Regions from separate parts of the Homo sapiens genome. Here region 1 is linked to region 2. Evidence: chromatin loops called from intact Hi-C (ENCODE). Cell type or tissue: A673. All regions are shown on one strand. Each heading gives the region's core, and the rest is flanking DNA. Links, peaks and the distances in the headings are about the cores only. Region 1 overlaps DNAJB13 (DnaJ heat shock protein family (Hsp40) member B13). Region 2 has its middle 22 kb from the start of POLD3.

What was found. A loop is a pair of places that touch in the nucleus more often than their neighbours do. Peaks named below come from ENCODE experiments on the same cell type or tissue, not always from the same donor. Only the 100,000 strongest peaks of a DNase experiment are listed, where the experiment ranks them.
Region 1: a loop joins it to region 2, with 10 times the contacts of the local background. A loop is called at or near these places in 5 of 110 quality-filtered maps.

What each region holds. Positions count from the first base shown.
Region 1 is chr11:73,961,394-73,966,769 of GRCh38, forward strand. DNAJB13 (DnaJ heat shock protein family (Hsp40) member B13) reads left to right here. Exons shown (of 8, transcript NM_153614.4): 4 at 3,485-3,642; 5 at 4,745-4,858. Among named protein-coding and RNA genes, the nearest start is that of DNAJB13, 13 kb to the left of the region's middle. RefSeq lists silencers at 3,156-3,265, 3,286-3,375. In A673, for the core only: a CTCF peak has its summit at 3,106 (motif pointing right); a DNase peak (open chromatin) is centred at 3,158.
Region 2 is chr11:74,568,371-74,573,746 of GRCh38, forward strand. No RefSeq gene overlaps it. Among named protein-coding and RNA genes, the nearest start is that of POLD3, 22 kb to the right of the region's middle. In A673, for the core only: CTCF peaks have their summits at 2,354 (motif pointing left) and 2,557; DNase peaks (open chromatin) are centred at 841 and 2,321.

The DNA.
Region 1 (5,376 bases), core at 125-5,124, 610 kb before region 2:
GGAGAGCTGCTGTCTCTGCCACAGTCACAAAGAAGGAATCAGGAAATGTCACCGTTGCATTCCAGAGCACACCATGAATGTAGCTGCAACTGCTGCCTCACTTGCCTCTGACAGGCATGAAACTCGTGGGTGGACCCACAAAGGCTGCTGCAGAAAAACCTAGTGTCTCCACAACAGTGCCCACCAGCTCCAGACAGAGCCACGGAGAGATGCCTGCCGCCTTCTTCCTGCCTCCCAAGCAGCTCAGGAACTACCTGATGAACAGAATTCAAAGCCAGAACCTTAGCTGCAAGAGAGTCTGGGGGATGTTCCTTTTGGCTCTACAGATTCTCTAGCAGGGAAGGTATGCAAGAAGGAGGACAGAGCAGATGCCAAGTGCCAGCATGGCTACCATGGATGTTTTATAATTTATTATTATTAAAGTCTTGCTCTGTTGCCCAGGCTGGAGTGCAGTGGCACAATCTTGGCTCACTGCAACCTCTGCCTCCTGGGTTCAAGCGATTCTCCTGCCTCAGCCACCCGAGTAGCTGGGATTACAGGTGGGCACCAGAATGCCTGGCTAATTTTTGTATTTTGAGTAGAGATGGGGTTTCCACTCAAGACTGGCCAGGCTGGTTTTGAACTCCTGACCTCAGGTGATCCGCCTGCGTCATCCTCCCAAAGTGCTGGGATTATAGGCATGAGCCACCATGCCAGGTCTAATTTATTATTTTTAATTACTGTCTTATTGATGGGTAGTTTCTTCCCAGTCTTTTGCTAATATTGTATTTGTGGGAAGATACCTCTTGTCTCTTTTGCAGTTAAAACAGTTCTTGTGCTATTTATAGTTTCCCTAATATGCTTGTCTCCCTACCAGACTGGGAGATCCTCCAGGTCTGATTGATCTCAGCGTAGCCAAATCCCAGCCTAGCATCTGACAAGAGTGAGTGTGGATGGGTGGATGCATGAAATGAAGGAAGGACAGATGGATGAATGGATGAGTGGGTGTATGAATGAATAGACGAGCACATGGTGGGTGGGTGGGTGGGTAGGCGGACGGATGGCTGGGTAAATGAATGGATGGCTGGGTAGGCGGATGGATGGCTGGGTAGGCGGAAGGATGGCTGAGTAGGTGGATGGGTGCGTGATTCCAGGTCTGAGACAAACTGACCAAGAGTTGATTTCTGAGGCTCAGAATCATCTTGCAAAGGCAGTGAAAAGACCTTCACACCTGACTTCCTGGCTCCAGTTATACCCACATAAGGCCTAGATTTTTCACTGCCTGTTTTCTCCTACACCTCTTGCCCCTTCTCCCTGACTATACTTCAGCCTTTCTGAACTTCATAAGTTCTTTCCTTCTCTTTTCTGTGCCAATATGTGGGTTACAGCCCCTCTGCCTCAGAGATTGCTCCCACCTTGTGCCACCCTCACGTGTCTGCCAGAAGAAGCTGAGTTTATAAGCTCCACGTGAGACTGAAAACAGCAAGGGGCTTCGAGTAGCGGGCCTGTTTCCAATCCATGCGCTGCCATTTGTGAACCGTGTGATCCTGGGAAAATTTCTTCACCCCTCTGAAACCCCAGCTTCCTAACCATTACATAGCCAAAATAATCATTAAGGCTCAAGGGCTATTATCAGATGAGATAATGTTTATGAAAAGGGGCTTTGCAATCGGCCGGGCATGGTGGCTCACACCTGTAATCCCAGCACTTCAGGAGGCTGAGGCCGGCGGATCACTTGAGGTCGGCAGTTCAAGACCAGCCTGACCACCATGGAGAAAACCCATCTCTACTAAAAACAAACAAACAAACAAAAACAAAAAAACAAAGCCAGGCACAGTGGTGCATGCCTGCAATCCCAGCCACTTAGGAGGCTGAGGTAGGAGAATCGCTTGAACCGAGGAGGTGGAGGTTGTGGTGAGCCGAGATTGCGCCATTGCACTCCAGCCTGGGCAACAAGATTGAGACTCTGTCTCAAAAAAAAAAAAGAAAAAAGAAAAAAAATGAAAGGGGCTTTGCAGTCCAAAAATGCCATACAGTGGACCTTGCCTCCCTACCTGTCTCAGTTCAAAGGAGCCAAGTGAGTCTACAGGGCATCGCTCATTGGGAAAGGTCAGGCTCAGGGTCTGGGCTTCCTCAGGCAGTGCCCAGAAGCTATACTGCCATAGTGCTCCACCCCAAGGGTTCCTGAGTCCCATCTCCCTGCAGGGTTGAGGGGCTGGGCTTCCTGTGGACTGGCTATTGGGGTGTTTACTGCCTGGTACACTGTAGGTCTGGGTGAACAAGTGAATTCAGCAATGCAACAGGAGGACCAGAAGATTCAGGCCTCTTGATTGCCCATCGCATCTTAGAGGGACATAGTGTAGTCACCTCACCATCCCTGCCTAAGGTCATTTCACCATTCTAGCCTGTGAAGTTCATTCCATGGCATTAACCATGAGAGGCAGAATATGAAAACTCTTAACCATAGCGCCCCTCGAGTTTACAGCTTATGAGGGGCTTCCACATCTAGCGATGCGGCGTGGCACAGTGGTTAAGGACACAGGTTCCGTAGTCATATTGTCCTGTGGTTCAGATCCCAACTCTACTGCTTACTAGCTACGGGACCTTAAGCGTTTTGTTTGGGCTCCCTGGACCAATGAAATAATAATGTAAGGTTCCAAAAATAGCACCTGACGCATAGTAAGCTCTCAGCAAGTTTTAGCTCTTCATCTTAATGGTGGAAGGCAGGTCAGGCATTATTACCCCATCCCACAGACCAAGACACTGAAGCCCACGGATCACACAGCACATCAGGGGCAGAGCCAGGATGGGGCTGTCTTTGCACTGGGAGGAAGGATGGGGGCAGCAAGAGGGGTTATGGGTGCAGAGCTGGGCAGGGGCAAAAGAAATTGAGGAAAGAGGAGTTTGGGGAATGCCGGTGGCCTCTCAAATTGTTAGGGACCAACCCTTTCCCTCCCCCATCTCAGCTGACAGCTTTATAGAAACTTGAGTCTGGGGTCTTTAGCAATCTTGGGCTGGGCTGGACAGCGAAGGGTTATGGAGTCTGGGGAAGAGTAGAGAGGACTGGCAGGCTCTCACCTTCCTGCCGAGGACTACCAGCAGTCTCTTCTGGCACTCCTGAGCGCGGCCACCAGAGGGAGTGCCTCCCTTTCCTGAGACAGCCAGAGTTACGGTATCCGAGTTGTGAATAAGAGAGACGGGGAAGCGTTGGGCGGGGTGGGGGGGGAATGTCCCAAGGGGAGGTGAAGCAGTGGGAAATGGCAAAGGATGATAATCACTGCATCTGCAGTTGAAGACAGCTCCTTGGCTTGGCCAGTCTGAGAGGTGGTTATAGGATGCTGGGTGTTACACAGGACACTGAAGAGGTTGGGGAGCATATCTGGATAGGGAGGCTGTGTGTGTGTGTGTGTGTGTGTGTGTGTGTGTGTGTGTGTGTGTGTGCGCGCGCGCGCATGTCTGGGTCTCTGGATACAATTTCTCTTACTCCTCTCCCTACCTCCTGCAGAGTTTTTTGATGCAGAAGGAAGTGAGGTAGATTTGAACTTTGGGGGGCTCCAGGGCCGAGGGGTCAAGAAGCAGGACCCCCAAGTCGAACGGGATCTCTACCTGTCCCTGGAGGACTTATTCTTTGGCTGCACCAAAAAAATTAAGATCTCCAGAAGGGTGAGTACTCAGCTTGCTCCTCCCGGGAGCCACCTATCTCCTGCAGCCTAGCAGCTGCCTCCTCCCTTACCTGGGTGGGAGGACTCAGGGATGGTCTCTGATGGAATTATGGAACCTTAGATTCAGAGACCTAGGATGTTAGAATTCCGGAATCTGAAATTCGGAAGGGACAGTTGAAGACATTAGCCCGGTTCTTTCCTAGTGCAGGAGTGCCCTCTGCAGCCTTCCCAACTGGGACAGGCTCTTTCCCTTCCTTTCTTTCAGTTCAGCCCCATCCCCGTGGGAACTGGAAAGGCTCTGAATGGGAGGAGTCTCTTCTGAATTCTTCCTTCTGGGCTTTACCAGACCATATTCCCAGGATTTCATCAGGGTGCATGCCTCGTGCATAAGAAAGAACAGTGGGCATGGAGGGTGGGCTGGGAGATAGTCCCCAAGGTGACGGGTTGAGGAAGACCCTCAGTGCCTCATGTCTAGTCCTTGGCTTGGCCCTGTCCCATGGCCCAGCCCTGTGCCAGGCATAAGAGCAAGCCCCCTCCACCTTTGCCCAGCAGAGGAGATGCCGATGCGGCCATGCTTTCCACAGATGGAACCCATCTGGACATGCGACTGGGGAGTGGAAGGATCCCCAGTGGGGAATGCACTGGGGGAGGCTTAGATATGTTGACTTTCATTTCTCTCTTTGGGATTAAGAGACTTGCTGGAGGCTCAGGGCCGGGCCTCTGGGATTTGGAGAGAGGAATGGAGTACATTTTCACCATGTATCTGTTAGTGGCCAGGGCTGGAGCTGTGTGTTTGATCAACTAATGGTGACTGCTTGGCATCTCAGCCCCCAGCCCCAGTCTCATGGCATCCTCTGCCATACTGGAATCATAAGTTCTTGGTTGTCATGGCAACAGGATGGGAGTGGGAGTGGCTCAGGGCAGGCTCTCCCCATTGCTGGAGGCTCTTCCCATTGCTAGAGGATTGAGCCCAAGTACAAATCCCATAGAGCATCTTTCACGTGTGCAAAGGTCACCTGAGTGTTCATGAAAATCTGAGCAAATCTCGACTGTACTCATGGAAGTCCTAAGCAGACCTCCCCACACCTGATATGTTGCTATAGGTGCTGAACGAGGATGGGTACTCCTCCACCATCAAGGACAAGATCCTGACCATTGATGTGAAGCCCGGTTGGAGGCAGGGCACACGCATCACCTTTGAGAAGGAAGGGGACCAGGTGAGGGGGGAAGAAGCTGACTCAGGTCAGTCACTGAGCTCAGGCGGTGGGAAGACTGAGGAGGAAAGGAAGGGAAAGGAGGCAATACTTTTTCCTGCCCCTGTGAGCCTTGGTCTGTAGAGAGCCCAGTCTGCAGAGTGGGTGAGATGGGATCCCTAATGTTCCTTCCAAGGAACAGAGCCTTAGCCTTACAGTGCTTCTGTGAACAGGCAGCCCAGGGACTGTCCCCATTTTACAGAGTGGGAAATGGGGGCCCAGAGAAGAAAGGGACTTGCCCAGGGCAAGAACATGGGAGCTGAAAGGAGATCCCAGTCTGAACTCCAGTGTTTTCCTGATTTTCTTCAGTGCTTCTCAGAATAAAGCCCAATTACAGGAGCTACTCAGAAACCATTTAATCATAATAATTTTATTTATTTATGTATTTATTTATTTATTTATTTTTATTTTGAGATGGAGTCTCACTGTCGCCCAGGCTGGAGTGAGGTGGCATGATTTCAGCTCATTGCAGCCTCCACCTC
Region 2 (5,376 bases), core at 287-5,286:
TGAAATATTAGGTTGGTGCAAAAATAATTGCAGTTTTTGCTATTACATGTATTACAATTTGCCCTTTTAAAGTGTCAAATTCCATGACTTTTAGTGTATTTACAAATATGGGAGACTATCACCATAGCCAATTTTTATTACCTCAAAAAAAATCCATATGCTTTAACTATCATTTCCTACCCCCACCCACACCCCCACCCCTCCCCAGCCCTGAGCAACTACTGATGTACAAATTTCCCTATTCTGGACTTTCACATGAATGGAATCATATAGCATGTAGCCATTTGCAACTGTCTTATTTTATTTAGCATGATGTTTTCAAGGTCCATCTATGTTGTGGCATGTATCAGTACTTCATTCCTTTTTATGGCTGAATCATATTCTATTGTATACCATGTTTTGTTTATCCATTCATTTGTTGACAGACATTTGGGTTATTTCCATGTCTTGGCTATTACGAACAATGCTGCTATAAACATTCATACACAAGCTTCTGTGTGGGCATATGTTTTCATTTTCTGCCCATTTGTTGACTCTAATTCTTCAGGCTTTCTGGTGACTCCATGAGTTACAGAAAATTATCTTAAATTTTTTTCTTATTCAAATAAGACAATATTGATTTCTGTTAGCTGGATTCACTTGCAGCTAATTTTTGTAATTTTTTGTACAGACATGGTCTTGCTGTGTTGCCCAGGCTGGTCTCAAACTCCTGGCCTCAAGTGATCCACCCCCATCAGCCTCCCAAAGTGCTGGGATTACAGGCATGAGCCACCACGCCCAGAATTTTCTTACTTTTGTTAAAAGACATGAGGACTTAACTATTTTCTCTGGGGCCCAGTTCTTAGTCCCAGAACAAAAGGGCTATAATTGGCTAATGTGACACACTTCCCAGTTAACCTTCAGTGCTGAATTTAATCTTCCTTATACATTGATGTAGAGAATGAGATCCAGAGAAGGAAAGTGACTTGCTTAAGGTCACACAGCCAGTCAGTGGTACAGTTAAGACTAGAATCTAGAACTCCTTATGCCAACTTAATGTTCTTCCCCCTACACTAGGCCTCCTGTCATCAATTCAACAACTGTTTGTTAAGCTCTGTGGTCATAGGATATATGGAAGAAGCAGGGGAGACAGAGTCCAAAGACATGATTTCTGCTCCTGGCTTTGCCACTTCCTACCTTTGTGACCTTGGACAATTTATTCTGTGTCTCTGGGTCTCAGCTATCTCATACAAAAAAGCAGGAGTTGGAGATTGGAGGCTAGGCAGGGAGAGCGGTTGGATTAGAGGGGACAAGCTCAAATGCCTACAACCTCCGTTTCATTTATTCAATTACATTTTATTCACTTATAATTTATCACCTCCTTTTTTTTTTGAGATGGGGTCTCACTCTATTGCCCAGGCCAGAGTGTAGTGGTGCTATCTTGGCTCACTGCAGCCTCAACCTCCTGGGCTCAAGCAACCCTTCTACCTCCTTCTCCTGTGTAGCTGGACCTATAGGCATGTGCCACCACTTCCAGCTAATTTTTGTAATTTTTTGTACAGACAGGGTCTTGCTATGTTGCCCAGGCTGGTCTCAAACTCCTGGCCTCAAGTGATCCACCCCCATCAGCCTCCCAAAGTGCTGGGATTACAGGCATGAGCCACCATGCCCAGAATTTTCTTACTTTTGTTAAAGACATGATCAATAAATATTTCACACATTAAAAAAAATGTTTAGGCCAGGTGCAGTTGTTCACGCCGATAATCTCAGCACTTTGGGAGGCCGAGGCAGGTGGATCACTTGAGCCCAGGAGTTGAAGACCAGCCTGGGCAACATAGGGAGACCCCTGCCTCTACAAAAAATATGAACCTTAGCTGGTATGGTGGCACGTGCCTGTAGTCCCAGCTACTCAGGAGGCTGAGGTGGGAAGATAGCGTGAACCCAAGAGATGGAGGTTGCAGTAAGCTGTGATTGTGTCACTGCACGCCAGCCTGGGTGGCAGAGTGAGACCCTGTCTCAAAAAAAAAAAAAAGTTTTAAGAAAAATAATAGTACAACCACCTTGATCAATGGCAAAAATAACTTGGCCTCAGTGTTGGGAGAACACAGGGAATGATAAGGACCAAGGCTCACCATGGTAGAGCACAAGATATTTGGATTTTTTAAAAGCCTGAAATATGATTTTACTAGGACATCCCTTATTCTTTAAATTTGGGCAATTAATTCAATTAAACTTTTTCATACAGAGCGTTTTCTAATTGTGTATTGAGGTCCTATCTTTATTGTTATTCTTCATGGAGGAAGGAGCGGCAATAACTCCTAATGGGAGATAGCAAAAGGAGAGGTGACTCTGCCATCTGCTGCTCACTGATGGTATGTACCTACAGGCCTTCAGTAGGATTTAGGTGCCACCCTTATAAAGGGTCAGCTCTGAAAGTCTTTGCTGGGGACATCTCCAATATCCTAATTTGATGGTTGGGGTGTCAGGCACATGGAGGCCTTATATCCCAATACCTGGAAACCATGAAGCCGGCTCCAAGGTAAAGCCCACAAGCTGAATCTGACCTCTGGTAGGCATCAGGCATGTGTTGCCACAGAGCTAAAAGTGTGGCTGGAGAAGGACGAGAGGAGAGGAAAGAGGATTGCGGTGGGAGTCGCCAAGAAAGCTGGAAGCCATTGCACAGCTCCAGGAACAGGGGCAAGGGCTGAGGTAAAAAAAAAAAAAAAAGAGAGAGAAATGAGTGGATTTGAGAAACAGTACAAGAAAATCCGACTTGATAAGACATTGGATTCAGAGAATGAAGGGCTGGAACTGCCAGTGCCTGCCAGTGAGTTGTACTTTGTGCTACCAACTAATCTTCGTAGAACTTCAGTTTGATTATTCATTACCTCCAGCCTATTTTGGCTTCCTACTGAAATCAGGACACAAGGAAATTTGTCACCAGGTAGACAATAAATGTCCCTCCCCACCCCCTGCCAGTCACCCCACTAGTCTTATTAGGAATCCTACACTTGGTAGGAATTAAGAAGTCTTGACTGTGAGTCCCAAGTTCAGTCATTTTCTGGCTGACTGACCTTGGGGAAAGTGACCAAACACCTGGGAGTTTAGTTTTCTCATCTTCAGTTTACTCATCTGAACAATGGAGCAATGGCAACAACAGCTCCCTTTAGGCTGAGCCAAGCTTCATACAAGCTAATGTCAGACATCTATCATCTTATTGAATTCTTGCAACCCCAGGAAATGGGCACTACCATTACCCCCATTATTCAAATGAGGACACTGAAGCTCTGAGAAATTGAGTGGCTTGCCCAAGGCCATATAGCTAGAAAGTGGGAGAAGCTGTCTTTCCAACTCAGACTGCTTAGCTCCAAAGCTTTACTGCTCTGGATCTCTGTCTCAGTGAGCTTTTGCTATAAAATGACCCACCCTGAAACACAGTGGCTTAAAACAACAATCATTTTGTTTAGTTCACAGTTCTAAGGTACAGTATATTTATACAGGTCACAGTTTTGATCTTGGCCAATTTAGCTGATCTATGCTGGATTCCCACATGCATGGGTCTGTGGATAGCTGGTAAGTTGGCTCAATCACATATTTGGTGACTGGCAGTTGGCTGGAGCACCCTGATGCTCCTCCATATAGCCTCTCATCTTCCAGCAGGCTAGCTTAGGCTCATTGACTTGGCGGGCTAAAGATTCCAAGTTTAACAAGAGAAGACAGGCCAGATGCAGTGGCTCACACCTGTAATCCCAGCACTTTGGGAGGCTGAGGTGGGAGGATCATGAGATCAGGAGTTCAAGACCAGCCTGGCCAATATGATGAAACCCCGTCTCTACTAAAAATACAAAAATTAGCTGGGTGTGGTGGTGCATGCCTGTAATCCCAGCTACTCAGGAGACTGAGACAGAAGAATCGCATGAACCCGGGAGGCAGAGGTTGCAGTGAGCTGAGATCACGCCACTGCACTCCAGCCTAGGTGACAAAGCGAGACTCCATCTCAAAAAAAAAAAAGAGAGAGCAGACAAGCCTCCGTGCTCAAGCATGTTTCAAGTCATCGCAAAGCCAAACCAGACTCAGAGTGCAAAAGCACTTTCAAAAGGTGTGGGTAGAGGGAAGGGGATAATCTGTGGTCATTTTTACAATCTGCCATAAATGCTATGCTATAATCCCTGTTTCACAGGGTTGATCACATGAGATAAAGAATGTGAATCAGCTTTGACGTGAATCAGCTTTGTGAACTTCTATAAAATATTGTCCAGAGGAGTGGCATTGTTTAATGATTAGTACTGTATGCCAATAGTACCTCGAACTCAACACATCTGGTAATTATCTCCATTTTCCAGATGAGGAAACTGAAGCCTAGAGAGCTTAGGGGGCTTGCACATGATCATACAGCCAGAATCTGAACAGAGATCTGTGTGTGCAGTGCTCTTCAGCAACTTGATTCTTTATTGCATTGTTCTATAATCCGTTTTCCTGAGCAGGTCTTGTTTTCCCAACTAAAATTCCTTAAGGACTTTTTTTTTTTTTTTTTTTTGAGATGGACTCTCACTCTGTTGCCTAGGCTGGAGTGCAGTGGCGCGATCTTGGCTCACTGCAACCTCCATCTCCCGGGTTCAAGCAATTTTTCTACCTCAGCCGCCCGAGTAGCTGGGACTATAGGCACGTGCCACCAACGCCTGGCTAATTTTTGTGTTTTTAGTAGAGACAGGGTTTTGCCATATTGGCCAGGCTAGTCTTAAACTCCTGACCTCATGATCCGCCTGCCTTGGCCTCCCAAAGTGCTGGGATTACAGGTGTGAGCCACTGCACCCGGCCCTTAAGGACGTATTATAGGTCTTTTATTTCTTTTGTGGCCACGGTGGTGGCTAGCATTATACTAAACACATGGTAGGCACTCACTAAAGACTTTTCAAATGACTGAATCACTCATTCATTTATTTATTCCCTTTTTAAGCAAACATTTATTGAACACCAATTATTACATAGGTCCTGGACACTGAGAATACAGAAATAAATAACACAATATTCCTTTTCTTAAGAAACTCGCCTAGTTAAAAAAAAAAAATTCAACCTGACACTGTAATCTAGCATGATAGAACCTCAAAGGGTTATGACAGCAAAGGAAAGGAGCCCTAAACTAGCCTGGCAGAGAAGATACCTGCCTTCTTTATGGCTGAGGACACTGAGGAGGATACTTCTGAAGAGAGCACAGCAGATGCAAAGACTTGTGGGAAATAACACGGTATGTACCTGGACTTATCAGCAGTCTGTGTTGCTGGAGCATAGGTAAGAAGCAGCTAGGGGTGAGAGGTGAAGTTGAGGTGGTAAGAAGCTCAAACTTGATCTCTTTTTTTGGGACAGGGTCTTGCTCTGTCACCTAGGCTGGAGTACAGT